Regions from separate parts of the Homo sapiens genome. Here region 1 is linked to region 2. Evidence: read pairs that join two places in POLR2A ChIA-PET (ENCODE). Cell type or tissue: IMR-90. All regions are shown on one strand.

Region 1 (8,000 bases), 520 kb before region 2:
ACTGTAACATGTGCCTCCCGGGTTCAAGAGATTCTCCTGTCTCAGCCTCCTGAGTAGCTGGGATTACAGGTGCCTGCCACCATGCCCAGTTAATTTTTTCATTTTTAGTAGAGACGGGGTTTCACCATGTTGGTCAGGCTGGTCTCAAACTCCTGACCTCGTGATCTGCCCGCCTTGGCCTCCCAAAGTGCTGGGATTACAGGCGTGAGCCACTGCGCCTGGCAGACTTCCTCATTTTTAAAGTCAGTTTGAGTTGCACATTCCATTAACTGCATCGACATCAAGCTTTTATTAAGTAACTACTGCTGGGCACAGTGGCTCACGCCTGTAATCCCAGCCCTTTGGGAAGCTGAGGCAAGCAGATTACTCGAGCTCAGGCATTTGAGACTAGCCTGGGCAATATGACAAAACACTGTCTCTATAAAAAATATAAAAACTAGCCAGGTGTGGTGGCACAAGCCCGTGGTCCCAGCTATTCGGGAGGCTGAAGTGGGAGGATTTCTTGAGCCAAGGAGGTCGAGGCTACAGTGAGCCAAGATCACACCACTGCACTTCAGCCTGGGCAACAGAATAAGATCCTATCTCAAAAAAATAAAAACATAACTACTGTGTCAGGGACAATATTAGGCACAGAGAATATAAAAATGAAGAAGACAGCCAATTGGCTCAACATAGAGTTTTTATTCCAAAGGAAGACATGAATACCTAAAGAAATAATTATGATATATGCTATAATCAAGACAGGTGTAATGTGAGCCTAATAGAAGAAGCATTCCTTCTGCCTTTCTGGGACATTGAATCTGTTTCCCATCATAGATTCCTCAAGGGCAGAGAATCAAATCATTTTCTTCTTCTCATTCTCAATATTTGGCATAATTCCTTACACACAGCTGCTCAATAATAATATAGTATACTTATCAAAAGGATCAATTTTACTAAGTTCTCTAATGTGCTTGTTGATTTTTAGAGGATAAAGTTGAGTCCAAATGCAACGCATAATTTCATCAATATTTCCACCTAGTTTGCCAGAAGTCTCCAGCCCTATCTAGTATGTATGTGTGTATTTGGTGTACCTCCAAAATATGTTTAACATAACTTAAAATATAAAATACAGATAAAATTTAAACTGAAAATCACTTATCAAAGTGAAAAGACAAAATCAAAGTGAAAAGACAAAATTAAAGTAAAAAGGAGGAAAGGGAAGAAGTAGGAAGAAGGAGACATTCCGAAACATCTTAGAAAATCTTAAAGCGGATGATGCCAGTGGGCTTTGTAAAGATAAAAATGCTTAATTACAAAGCTTGGAGTGAGAGACAAACTAAAAATGAAACTACTGATTGTCTGTGCTTAAAGCGTCCTTTTCACTTCTCCCAACACACCCAACAGAAAATAGCTTAAGCTCAGTGGATTCATCCATCATATCGTCAGTAGATCTTAAAATCAACAGGCATTCCTAAAGAGATACATGGGCCACAGTTCCTTCATTTCAGTTATTTCCTTGGGTCCTGTATTCCTAATATTTTGGGACAGAGTGAAGCAACAACTCTATTCCCTGAACTAAAACTTCCCAGTAGGTCACAATACATTTTTTTGAAAGATTTGGATGGAGAATCTTGTCAGACAAGGCACCACCTGCCTGGATTAAGGAAACCACTCTCGCCTCTAAAAAATTCTCACCTTCCAAAAAATTACCAAATTATATGAAAACCTGTTCTAAAGTTTCAACAACTGTGATTTACATTTCTAAGAAGGAAGCTATTTTTAAGGTTGCATACATTTTTCTTAAAGACTACGTTGCTGTTAATGATGACTCTTGGATTGCAAATGAGACAAACACAACTTAAATGCGCTAAAGTAAAAAAGTAAATGAATATCTTAGAAGTTCAAATATAGCTGTATCCAGGGGTCAGACCAACATTGGCACTTCTCATCTTCTCTGTTTCCACTCGGCTCCCATGTGTTAGTTTTCTATTTATTTATTTATTTATTTATTTATTTATTTATTTATTTATTTTTGATACGGAGTCTCACTGTGTCGCCCAGGCTGGAATTGCAGTGGCGCGATCTCAGCTCATAGCAAGCTCCGCCTCCTGGGTTCACGCCATTCTCCTGTCTCAGCCTCCCGTGTAGCTGGGACTACAGGTGCCCACCACCACGCCCGGCTAATTTTTTGTATTTTTAGTAGAGACGGGGTTTCACTGTATTAGCCAGGATGGTCTCAATCTCCTGAACTCATGATCCACCCGCCTCAGCCTCCCAAAGTGCTGGGATTACAGGCATGAGCCACTGCGCCCAGCCTAGTTTTCTCTTAATATAAGGCAGACTCCATGTGGCTTAGGACAATTACTATGTGTGGTTGCATGCTGCATTCTAATGTAGCATCTTCTGCAGAGGAATCTTCCACCATCATCCATCTATCAGTTCAGCCAAGTCTCTGATTGGCCCTGCTTGGATCAATTGCCAACCTGAACCAATACCGGTGTCCAGACGAAGAAGTTACCATGACTGGTCAAGCCTGGATCATGTGCTGTTACTATAGTGAAATAAGTGAAGCCTGGGAATTGTAGCCCATCAGAATCACAGGATGTAGAGGAAAGACACTTCTGAAGAGAAAGGATGCTGAACAAAAAACAAAAAAAGACCCACTACGTAGGAAAGCACAGAGTCATGATCTCTGGGGTAAATCATATTACCCCAGAAAGTGTTTAGGCAAATGTTTAAGGGGCCTGTGACAATGAGTGCTTTTCCAATTGGAGTGGGTTGAGGGGTGAGTTGGAAAAACAGTGGCCTTCTGCCCTAGAACTAGTAACCTTGCACCATGGGAATTTGTGTTGCGTGAACCTTACAGTCTGCCTGCCCCATAGATCAACGCTTCTATTTTGTTGTTGCGTCAGGTAACATGTTTAGCTCCTAGATAGTCTATCATCTGCAAGAAAGGAGAGGTGGGCCCTAAAAGGCATGCAGTTCTTTTCAACAGCATTTTTTGAAATCCTAGGAAGATGGGAGTTATGGCATATGCTCCAGTGAGCCTGTTAAGATTACTCATGATGACTCTAGGCTATGTTTGGAACTCCTTCTAAACTGAATAAACAGATGGCCAGCAGTGGCTAAACCTGAAAGTAGTTTGAAAAATGCTGAGAATCAATTACTTTAATGCTCTCCGAGCTTAAAGGTCCTTCAAAAATGACTGGACAATATTTATTAGGAAACATGTTCCTTCTGGAATAAATTCAGCTCAAGAACAGATGTGCTGCAATATTCTGAGACATGAATTCAACGTGATGTAAAAAAGAATTATTGGCTTTACATCCCTATCACAGAAGTCTTGAGGCATAGTTAATTGATGATGATTACTTCAGGAATATTCTGAGCCAAGACTCCACCAAAAAAGAAAAGTATTTTTCTCATTAACTTCCTAATAGCACATGTTATTCACAAGAAATTCACAGGAATGGGCATGCTATATCTTGGAAAAAGAGACCAATTTGGGAATATGCTTGAGCCAGAAACAGCAAAATGGGTCGGAAAGGCAAGTTTCAGAGTTTTGAATCCTAGAAACTATGCCAATAAGATTTTCTGAGGGCCAAAAAGGACAGCGAATCTGCCAGTCCAGCTGTGAGAACACAGCTGTGAGATTTCTGAAGGAAATGATGGAGGAGAAGGCAAGCTCATAAAGTGGACACATCACCAAGCTGGGAGCAGTATTAACACACTGTAGGATGGAAATCAGCACCTAAAATACCGATTTAAAATGATTCTGGCGAGTTAGAGACTTAATCTAAAGGGGAGAAAAAGACAATAAATTTCAACAAGCCTAGTCACAAGTTAGTATCAAATAAGAAGATACAGGACCAGTATCAGGTTGTGGGCAGAAGTTGAGCAGCAATGGAACAACACAGACTACACTCTAATAGGTTATAAGAGGTAGAGATTAACTTGTCCAACTAATTCACTTTACAGGTGAAAAAAAGAAAGCCTCGCCCAGAGAGAGTGTTTCAATTATTTCTGGGTATTTCACAAATTACTCCAAAAAATACTGTCTTAAAGAAATGATTTGTTCACAATTCTTCAATTTGTGCAGGGCTTGGCAAGGAGAGCTTGTCACTGCTCCACATGGCAGCAGCTGGGATGGCGCAACTATGACTAGACAATCTACTTCCAAGATGGCCTCATTCATAGCCAGGCCAGTGGGTGCTAGCTGTCCGTTGGAAGATCGGCTGAGGCTGTTGGCCAGGGACTTTGTTCTCCACCACATGGCTTCTCCGTGTGGCTAGGTTGGGCTCGTGGAGAGGCCATGTGGAGGACAACTGCTCACAGCATGGCGGTCTTAGGATGGACATATTACATGGCAGCTGGCTTCCCCGAGAAAGCTGCTAGGTCTTCTTAAGGCTTAAGCCTTCCTCTGTGTTCTGTTGGTTAAAGCAGGCCTCACGGCCAGCCCAGATTCAAGAGAAGACTGCAGAGGGTTATGAATATCAGGAGATGTGGTTCAATCTGCTGCAGAGGGGATATGACTTGTGCAAAGTTAATTATATGCTACTGTCAATTACAGGAAAATTTTATAATAAAAATTATTTTCTTTAAAAAAAGGAGAAAAAGGAAAGTCAGCAGAAATAGTAAAAATAATCCTATTACAAGGAACATGATCAAATCTCAGCTTCACAATGTAAAAGAAACCTGGAAATCTTGGAGATAAGGTAGAAGAGAGAAATGATTATGACTGAAAGATAGGAAAAGAAAACAGAATGAATTATTATTATTATTTTTATTTTTTTGACGACAGAGCAAGACTCTGTTGTCCAGGCTGGAGTGCAGTGGCACAATCCTGGCTCACTGCCAACTTTGTCTCCCTGGTTCTAGTGATCCTCCCACCTCAGCCTCCGCGTAGCTGGAACTACAGGCCTGCACTACCTCGCCCAGCTAATTTTCTGTATTTTAGTAGAGATGGGGTCTCACTATGTTGCGCAGGCTGGTCTCAAACTCCTGAGCTCATGCAATCTGCCCACCTCAGCCTCCCAAAGTGCTAGGATTACAGGCATGAGCCACTGCACCTGGCTGAAAATTTTTTAAAAAGTAAAATTGTATAGCCTGGCATGGTAGTGCATGCCTATAGTCCCAGCTATGTAGGAGGCTGAGGGGGGAGGATCACTTGAGCCTGGGACTTGGAGGATGCAGTGAGCTGAGATCACACCACTACATTCCAGCCTGGCAACAGAGCAAAACCCTGTCCCCATCTTCAAAATAATAATAATAATAATAATAATAATAATAAAATAAAATTGTATAGCCTGTAGAGTGACTTAATAATTAAGTGAATTAAAAATTAAGTCACTGGAAAGTAACTTAATAATGATCCTCAAAGCCTGTAGATGAATATTCACTATCAATTCCTATTCTCTAAGAACAGAAATTGATTATATAAGATTTAGGTTGAAAGAATTTCCTGGAAAAAATGATAGATCAGAAAGAGGAGAATATAAAACTTTCTTTCTAAAAATCTGTAAGAGGCTAGGCACAGTGACTCACACCTGTAATCCCAGCACTTTGGGAGGCCAAGGCGGGAGAATCACTTCAGCCCAGGAGTTTGAGACCAACCTGGCCAACATGGTGAAATTCTGTCTCTACTAAAAATACAAAATTTAGCCTGGTGTGGTGGTGTGTGCCTGTAATTGCAGCTTCTTGGGTGGTTGAGGCGGGAGAATCACTTGAATCTGGGAGGTGCAGGTTGCAGTGAGCCAAGATCACACCGCTGCACTCCAGCATGGGCAGGCAGAGTGAGACCCTGTCTCAAAAAATAAATAAGTAAATAAAAATTAAAAAATAAAAATGCTTAAGAGAAGTTACAGTTAAATATATAGGGAAGAGGCCGGGCGCGGTGGCTCACGCCTGTAATCCCAGCACTTTGGGAGGTCGAGGCGGGTGGATCACGAGGTCAAGAGACTGAGAACATCCTGGCCAACATGGTGAAATCCCACCTCTACTAAAAATACAAAAATTAGCTGGGCATGGTAGCGGGCACCTGTAGTCCCAGCTACTTGGGAGGCTGAGGCAGGAGATCGCCTGAACCCAGGAGGCAGAGGTTGCAGTGAGCCGAGATCGTGCCACTGCACTCCAGCCTGGCAACAGAACAAGACTGTCTCTCAAAAAAAAAAAAAAAAAAAAAAAGTATATATATATATATGAAAGCATTCTCTGCCCTTCAAAGAATGGAAGCCTCCATGATGACTCTTTTATGAAGCTGTGAAGTTCCTAGAAAGTGGTGACACTATCTATAGTCAGGTGTCTACACCTGCCCACCTGCATTATTATTAATCCTTTTATGCCCTTGTCCTTGTCCCTGCCCTAAACCCCACTGAGGATTGGAGGTTCCTTGAAGGCAAAGATCATGTCTTGATCTTCTTATCTCAGAGCCTACAACTTGCTATCGACAGAGTATGTACTCAACAAATAAAGCATTTTGTTACTTTTGCCCATGGTAACTGATTAGATGCTAAGCATAATGATTAAATAATTGTCCAAGTATTTAGCTTAATTGATATTTACTGTGCATTGACTCTGTGCCAGGTACTGTGCTATATGCAATGAGATACTGTGGCCAGCAAAACAAACATAGTGTTCTTATAGTATAGTTTCAAAAAAAAAAAAAAAAGCCCCACCAACAGTGTAAAAGTGTTCCTAAACCTTTGTGGAAGACAGTGTGGCGATTCCTCAAGGATCTAGAACTAGAAATACCATTTAACCCAGCCATCCCATTATTGGGTTTATACCCAAAGGATTATAAATCATGCTGCTATAAAGACACATGCACACCTATGTTTATTGCGGCACTATTCACAGTAGCAAAGACTTGGAACCAACCCAAATGTCCATCAATGATAGACTGGATTAAGAAAATGTGGCACATATACACCATGGGATACTATGCAGCCATAAAAAATGATGAGTTTATGTCCTTTGTAGGGACATGGATGAAGCTAGAAACCATCATTCTCAGCAAACTATCGCAAGGACAAAAAACGAAACACCGCATGTTCTCACTCATAGGTGGGAATTGAACAATGAGAACATTTGGACACAGGAAGGGGAACATCACACACCGGGGCCTGTCATGGGGTTGGGGGAGGGGGAGGGATAGCATTAGGAGATATACCTAATGTAAATGACGAGTTAATGGGTGCAGCACACCAACATGGCGCATGTATACATATGTAACAAACCTGCACGTTGTACACACGTACCCTAGAACTTAAAGTATAATTTAAAAAAAAAAAAAAAAAAGCTTGTAATCCCAGCTACTTGGGCGCAATGGTTCACGCCTATAATCTCAGCACTTTGGGCAGATCACCTGAGGTCAGGAGTTCAAGACCAGCCTGGCCAACATGGTGAAACCCCGTCTCTACTAAAAATATAAAAATTACCCAGGCATGGTAGCAGGAGCCTGTAATCCCAGCTACATATATATATATAAAACATACATGTATGTGTGTGTGTATATATACATGTATATATATATATACACGTGTGTGTGTATATGTGTGTGTGTATATATATATATCTCACTATATAGTTTTTTAAGGAAAACTGTAGGATAACATAAGTGATGAAAATAGGAGGACTGGCCGGGTACGGTGGCTCACACTTGTAATCCCAGCACTTTGGGATGCTGAGGCAGGTGGATCACCTGAGGTCAGGAGCTCAAGACCAACCTGGCTAACATGGTGAAACTCCATCTCTACCAAAAATACAAAAATTAGCCAGGCGTGGTGGTGGGCGCCTGTAATCCCAGCTACTCGGGAGACTGAGGCAGGAGAATTGCTGGAACCCAGGAGGCGGAGGTGTAGTGAGCCAAGATCGTGCCATTGCACTCCAGCCCAGCCAACAACAGGGAGAATCTGTATCAAAAAAAAAAAAAAATAGGAGGACTAATTTATCTGGGGAGATTGAATAGTAAGTAATTATGAGCATGGGCTCTGGGGTTGGACTGGCTGCAAGGGGTTTTT
Region 2 (8,000 bases):
AGTGACATCCTATCACCCTCACCAAATTCTTAGTTAGAAGCAAGTCGTAGGTCCTGTCCACACTCAGGGGGAGGAGAATGTACAGCAGTGTGACTCTCTACAGCAAGGGTCATGGGAAGCCACCTTAAGCGTGTGCCTGCCATACCATTACTAAGGTAGATCCTAAACATTTTGTTATTTATCTACTCCTACATTTTTAAGAACACAGCTTTTAATAACCATTATTAGAGTCAATAGGCCAGGCACGATAGCTCATACCTGTAATCCCAGCACTTTGGGAGGCCAAGGCAGGCAAATCAACACCAACCTGGCCAACATGGCGAAACCCTGTCTCGACTAAAAATACAAAAATTAGCTGGACATGGTGGTGCACGCCTGTAATCCCAGCTACTCGGGAGGCTGGGGCACGAGAAGTGCTTGGACCCAAGAGGCAGAGGTTGCAGCGAGCTGAGATTGTGCCACTGCACTCCAGCCTGGGTGACAGAGTGAGACTGTCTTAAAAAAAAAAAAAAAAAAAAAAAGGCCGGTGTGGTGGCTCACGCCTGTAATCCCAGCACTTTGGGAGGCCAAGGCGGGTGGATCACAAGGTCGGGAGATGGAGACCATCCTGGCTAACATGATGAAACCCCATCTCTACTAAAAATATACAAAAAAAAAAAATAGCCGGACGTGGTGGCAGGCGCCTGTAGTCCCAGCTACTCGGGAGGCTGAGGCAGGAGAATGGCGTGAACCTGGGAGGTGGAGCTTGCAGTGAGCTGAGATCGGGCCACTGCACTCCAGCCTGGGTGACAGAGCAAGACTCAGTCTCAAAAAAAAAAAAAAAAAAAAAGAAAAAAAAAATCAATCAGTAAAAGCTTACTGTCTTTTTGCATAGAGATGAAAACATTTTCAACTTTTTATGAAGTAAAAATTAGCCTCTTTTCTTTCTTACTATAATTTGGGAAGCAAAGATTGATTCTTAAAATGAGCTTCCTTAATAGTAGAATTTTCTGTTTATTATTCTGTTTGTATGGTTTTTAGAAGTCCAAAAAGTTTTTTAGGAACAGAATTAAAGGTTCAAATAATTTTCCCTGATGCCCCAAAATAAGAGCAATAAAAAACAAATCCCCAAGTCCCCAAATCCAGCTTTTAGAAAAGCATTTTAGTCTTCTGGAACTATTTTTCTTCACCTGCCAACCCAGAAAACACAGATGAACCCACCAAGAAACATACGCAAACACGTGCAGGCACAGTTAAACCAAGTAAAATTCTATAATTGCCTCTAACATGGTTGTCTTCTTTTTTGTGCTCATGTTAATAGCAGAGTTCAATTTGTATAGTAGCACTTTGAAAATATATTTCATTCTGAAACATTCTATCATTACAGTTATTGCTTTCAGCACCTATTGGTTGCAAATAATTTTGCTGTTATAATTTGTCTGAAAACCATTAAACTTTGTATGGGGTTTCTTATCTAGGTATCAGCAAACACAGAGGATTCTTCTATGAGTGGCTACTTGTACAGATCAAAGGGCAATAAAAAACCCTGGAAACACTTTTGGTTTGTCATAAAAAATAAAGTACTATATACATATGCTGCAAGTGAGGTAAGATCTGAAATCTAAAGATGAGTAATTTGGGGTTTTGTAATGCCAACTGCAAGTAATTACAATATTTTAAAAATCCATTTATTTTACATAAGATTTTTTGCTTTGCTTTTGGATGGGGGAGGTGTTGTTGCTGTTATTTTTAATGTGAACAGTGTTCTTGCTTTGTACCTGGAGAGCTCTTTCTCAAATGTGTTAGGAATTTTCCATATTATTAAAATGCAATTTTTGTGTGTGTCGTGTGACTACTAATTACTTTACTAAAGGCAGAGCTGCCCCCAGGTGCACTGGCTCACACCTGTAATCCCAGCACTTTGGGAGGCTGAGTGGGGGTGGATCACCTGAGGTCAGGAGTTCGAGACTAGCCTGGCCAACATGGCGAAACCCCGTCTCTACTAAGAATACAAATATTAGTGGAGTGCCTGTAATCCCAGACACTTGGGAGGGTGAAGCAGGAGAATTGCTTGAACCCGGGAGGCAGAGGTTGCAGTGAGCTGAGATCGTGCCACTGCACTCCAGCCTGGGCAACAGAGAGACTCTGTCTCAAAAAAAAAAAAAAAAAAAAAGGCAGAGCTGTGTTTCTTTCTGCCAAGCTCTCTTGAGTGATACTCCCTTTACTGTCATCGTTAGATTGCATTGATCTGACAGCAGCATAGATAAGATAGGCTTTTTTGGATTATAAACAATTCTAGCAGTTTACTCTAATTCTGTCCTTTTCTCCTACCTGATCACCCTGTGTTCCACCATCCTATGAAAACACTGCTGTAGGGTCCACACTTTTCCTTAGTGAGATCCAGGTGAATAGCTTACCTTTCTGAGCTGTTTTCTGCATCCATAAAATGAAAGTAATATAATCACGTGCCTTCCTTGGTTTAGTGAGGATGTTGTGAAATTCAGTAGATGTGAACATGCCAGAAATTGTGTGCCACAGTGCCTGGCATATAGGGTACCTAGGGAGGGAGTGGCTCAATGAATATTATTGAATAAATGAGAAGTGAGTAAGTTGTTAGAATTATCATTACCTTATATGTGAATAATTGAAATTAAATTAGAGCTATGTAGATCAAGAGTTTTCAAATCTGAATTTTGTCTCAATCTAAAAACTTTTCTCCATTTGTATGTTTTTAAATTAGGACGTGGCCGCTTTGGAGAGTCAGCCTTTATTAGGATTCACTGTTATTCAAGTTAAAGATGAGAATTCCGAGTCTAAAGTATTTCAGTTACTGCACAAAAACATGTTATTTTATGTATTCAAAGCAGAGGATGCTCATTCGGCTCAGAAGTAAGTAATCTGGCCATATTTTTCTTTTATTCATGAGATTTCAGTTTTTTAATGGTTGCTTGTAAAATGACCTACTTTAAGGCATGGGGACAACTCAAAATTTACATCAGAGATTTTAATTAGAAAGATTTAACGTATTATTTAAACTCTTCAGAATTGTTTTAAAGACAAGGCAGGGGTATCTGGAATATTTTCAGGAGGCAGAGGGGAAAAGAAAATAGGTAGTCCTATACAAAGTATTTTATCTACACGTGATCTCAGAGGAAGCAGCGTGATGCTGCTCTGCTGAAAGGAAGGAAAGCTAAGGCATTTGACCTCTCCTTCTATGAGGGTAAGAATCTTCCCTTGAAACATTCCAGGACTTTGGCAATCCAGCGATTCATTTGTGCCATGGAACAGCAGGAGTTTAAACAGCTGCTCGCTAACTTCTTTGGGGAAAAGGTCAAACACATTAAGAGACTCCCATGCTGTTCCAGTGACTGAGTAGAAGGAAATGGCTATCAGTTTAGATGGCAAAGGCTGAAACAGTCTCCTCAGAATTCCAGCAAGAATCTTTACTTAGATGTTATCAGTTTGCTTAACATAGAGATGCGTATCTACCTCTGTGAAATTAGGTCTCTTTTGAACAAAATAGTTCATCATCTCTCATTTGATTTTTACCTTGGCTTCACAAAAGAATACATTTTTGTTTTCAGGAAGAGGTGTTCATGTGTTCTCCACAAGCTTAAAAGTGCATGAAAATAAAAAAGAATGCTTTGAGTGAGCAAAGCTTTTAGTTTCTTAAGACAGTTAAGATTAATGTACCAGAATTGCACACATCCCTGAATACCAGCCAGGCACAATGTTACACACACTCTGTAAGACTCTTTTTTCAGTCTATTTTAGGATATCCAACAGTATATAGCTATTCTTCCAAATATTTTCCTTTGGCTACTGGAGAATATTTTTAAATTATGTCACTTAACCATCTTTTCTATAAAAATTATTTAGACAAAATAGTAATTGCCCTAATATTGTCAGATATTAGCTTTCTTACAATTTTCATCAAACTGAAAAAAAGTACTGCTTTTCAATATATGTCATCTTTTGCTTATATCATTGAGTTGACAAGATAGAAATGCCACCAAGACAGAATTACATGTAGTTAGGTAAAGGAAGTCAGTTTACTTATAATTTAGAATTGACCCAGGCTAAATTATAAATTTCTCTTTATTAATATCATATGGATTGCTTTTTGAAGTACATGACAGAATATTAAAATGTATTAATTTTAGTGGGAAAAAAGCCTTGCTATGGCAGTATAACATGCTATTTATGTTCAATATTAAATTTTTGAAAATTCCTTAAAATTTGAACTGAATCTGTTATAGGTTGCTTTTACAAAATAATTAAACTGAGTGATTTCAAGTGTTCATAGTTCTCTGGACTCTCTTCTGTGTGTGTGTGTGTGTGTGTGTATGTGTGTGTATATATATATATATATATTTTTTTTTTTTTTTTTTTTTTTTTTTTTAATGGAGACAGAGTCTAGCAATGTTGCCCAGGCTGGTCTGAAACTCCTGGGCTCAAGCAGTCCACCTATCTCAGCCTCTCAAAGTGCTGGAATTACAGGTGTGAGCCACCATGCCCAGCCTACATAAAATAATACCGTAAGAAATGATATTTCCATAAGAAAGAAGAAAAAGTTCAGAAGCAATTACATTAGTAGGGAGGAAAAAGACTACTCTCAAGTATCTTCTGAATAATTGCAGCTGTGTATATTGTCAGATAAAACTTTGAGACTAAAGAATTTTGGAAAGATGTCTGTGAAACTTTGAGAAGCTCTTTTTTTTTTTTTTTTTTTGAGACAGTCTCGCTCTGTTGCCCAGGCTGGAGTTCAGTGGCGCAGTCTCAGCTCACTGCAACCTCTGCCTCCTGGGTTCAAGCAATTCTCCTGCCTCAGCCTCCCAAGTAGCTGGGATTACAGGCGCACACCACCACGCCCAGCTAATTTTTGTATTTTAGTAGAGACAGGGTTTCACCATATTGGCCAGGCTGGTCTCGAACTTCTGACCTCAGGTGATCTGCCCAACTCAGCCTCCCAAAGTACTGGGATTACAGGCATGAGCCACGGCGCCCAGCCGAGAAGCTCTCATACAGCATGCAAACTTTTGATCAACACTAGATGCCAGATTCCTTTTAATTGCAAATCTTGAAACAGGTCTGGATTAGGGGATATACAAGGAAACTCTGATAGCTAGAGTTAAGGTAGGAGGAGACAGGGAACTAGTGTTCCTAAAAGCACTGAGTCCAAATTCCAGATAAAAAAGAAGTTGTAATAAAGCCTTCACTGAAATATCAACTTCCAAAATAAATTAATTGGTAGCATCAAGACTTCATAGAACCTTTATACATGAAATGGTCCCTTCCTTATGCCTATCAGAAATGAGAGGCACACTTTCCAGGCTAAATTTTGGACCAAATTACCAAATAAAGGGTAGTTCCATGTATGCAGAAGGCCAATTTGCTGCAAGAAAAGATCTTACTGGCCGGTCACGGTGGCTCACGCCTGTAATCCCAACACTTTGGGAGGCCGAGGCAGGCCGATCACATGAGGTCGGGAGTCCAAGACCAGCCTGACCAACATGGAAAAACCCCGTCTCTACTAAAAATACAAAATTAGCCAGGTGTGGTGGCACATGCCTGTAATTCGAGCTACTTGGGAGGAATCGCTTGAACCCAGGAAGCAGAGATTGTGGTGAGCCGAGATAGCACTATTGCACTCCAGCCTGAGCAACGAGAGCAAAACTCTGTCTCAAAAAAAAAAAAAAAATACATATATATATATATCTTACCTATGTTGTTATGGTAATGAGGACCACAGGCCCAGCTGTCATCTATATGGTGTTCACACGTCAGATGATTAGGTTTTACAAATCTAACCGATTTCTCTTATCAATAGGTGGATAGAAGCATTTCAGGAAGGCACAATATTGTAGCAGTATTGGTTTCATCTCTTCTGTGATTCCAAAGAGGTGGAATTTCATCAGAATGGAGTAAATGCAATTCAAAAATTGTATAAAAATGAACACTGCCAAGATAAAGCCAACCAGACCCTTCATCAAAGAAATTGTTTTGTTAGGTATAAGCAATTTTTAAAAGGTGTTTGTTTTTTCATTTATGTTATTTATTAAAATTTTGATGTTTACTTAATGGTCAGAATTATTTCTGAGACACACTGAATTCTAAAGTACCATTTCTTTAGAGACCAGAAAAACTATCTTAATACTGTATACTGTATTAACTATTCGTGACATAGTTCACACTGTTTTCTTACCTTACATTGTAACAATCTTACTGGTGGAAAGTCTTTGTAAGGAAAAAACACATAGCAAGGAGCAAATTTCCACAAAGTGCTTGGTTTAGGAATTGTGATTATTATAAAACTGCTGATGAAAAAAATGCATGTCTTTGAATCAATAAACTTGGGTGAATATTTGTATCTTTTAGTGGAAAAACATGGCCAGCTTCTACCTCAGTAACTGTGAACTGAAATTTCAGTAAATTATCTAAAGTATTTCTGTTGTTAGGTACCTCTTTGGCAGGAGTTAATATTACATCATCAAAGAATTATAGCAAAGAGATAGAATCTGAATTTTTTAAAACTGTGAGTAGGAATGAAGATGTTTTTATTTGCAGAATACCACAAATAACCAACTCTTCCGGCTTTTAAGTCCAATCTTTTAAAAAATCTACCACTTCGAAACAAACATAAATGTATCATTTTTTAAAATAGCAAAATATAGCAAGCATTATGTCACATAATATTCCCTGCTATTATAAGAGTTCTGAGCCCAAGTCAATGATGATATTTGTATCTATAAGTAATGTTACATTTCCAAAAATATTGTGCATTACAAATGGAACTGGAATTACTATATCAGAAAAGCATAATTATAAGCCAGTAATAACTGAAATTCTATAGTATTCATTTTCAAAAGGTCTTTTTCTGCCAGTTTGTGATATCCTCCCTCCTAATTAAAAAAAAAAACAACAAATCCTTTCTCTATAAGCAGCTATCAGCACACCTCCTTAGGAAAGATTTAGATTCATAATTCTGGTGCACTTACTGTTTAACATATGAACTACCTTGCACATACAATTGTTGATTAGCAGAAGAAAATGAAATAACACTGTGATAAAAGCCATCCCTGATGTTCACAATACACAATTTATTAACTAAGTTTAAACTATAAATTATCTTAACTGCCATGAGCGGTGGCTCACACCTACAATCTCAGCATTTTGGGAGGCCGAGGCCGTTGGACCACCTGAGGTCAGGAGATCGAGACCAGCCTGGCCAATATGGTGAAACCCCATCTCTATTAAAAATACAAGAATTAGCCGGTCGTGGTGGTACATGGCTGTAGTCCTAGCTATTCAGCAGGCTGAGGCAGGAGCATCGCTTGAACCCAGGAGGCAGAGGTTGCAGTGAGCCGAGATGGTGCCACTGCACTCCAGCCTGGGATGACAGAGCGAGACTCCATCTCAAAAAAAAAAAAAAAAAAAAAATTGAACAGCAAGGTTATCCATATAATATTTCTTTAAAGGGTACAAGAATTTTCCTTTCTGCCTCTAAATAAAGGATTTCCTAATTCAGTGTGATCCTTAACAGCAACCATGAGGATTACTGAGTGCCTTTCTGGGGCCTTTTGAATGCTGTTTGGTACAGCACCAGAGTCCCTACTAGATCTAGAGTTGGCTGCTATAGTTTTTTGTGGCGATTTTTTGCCATGGAGTCATTTGAACCTCATACACAATCCTAACATGCCATCCCCTTTCTGTCATAGCAGGTACACTAAAATTTCTTTGTAGCTCAATTTTATATAATCAAGATCACATAAATAAGGCTTCCATGTTAGAATCGTTGCAGTTTTTAGTGTATTCCTTTTTGGAGGCTAAAGTTGTACCTTATAAACTGTTTCTGCGTCTGGCATTTAGCAAGACAAGTTATTTGGGTTTTCTTTCCCTCCTCTTGAGCTCTCAGCCTTCTGACTACAAGGTTTGGCTTAAGCCTTATAATCTAAAAAATATCAGCCAGGCTATTCTATCTTCTAAGACCTGGCTGAATCATGAGCCAGTTCTAAATCTAA

Evidence for each region. Peaks named below come from ENCODE experiments on the same cell type or tissue, not always from the same donor. Only the 100,000 strongest peaks of a DNase experiment are listed, where the experiment ranks them.
Region 1: POLR2A ChIA-PET joins it to region 2 with 10 read pairs; 2 of 35 experiments call an interaction of 5 or more read pairs at or near these places.

The regions. Positions count from the first base shown.
Region 1 is chr12:95,596,939-95,604,938 of GRCh38, reverse strand. No RefSeq gene overlaps it. Among named protein-coding and RNA genes, the nearest start is that of USP44, 49 kb to the right of the region's middle. In IMR-90, no CTCF peak of the experiment used is centred here; a DNase peak (open chromatin) is centred at 3,058; H3K27ac peaks cover 1,416 bases.
Region 2 is chr12:95,079,366-95,087,365 of GRCh38, reverse strand. It overlaps FGD6 (FYVE, RhoGEF and PH domain containing 6), which reads left to right. Exons shown (of 21, transcript NM_018351.4): 19 at 1,458-1,586; 20 at 2,720-2,868; 21 at 5,810-8,000. The coding sequence ends at 5,846. Among named protein-coding and RNA genes, the nearest start is that of NR2C1, 9.7 kb to the right of the region's middle. In IMR-90, no CTCF peak of the experiment used is centred here; a DNase peak (open chromatin) is centred at 3,245; H3K27ac peaks cover 650 bases.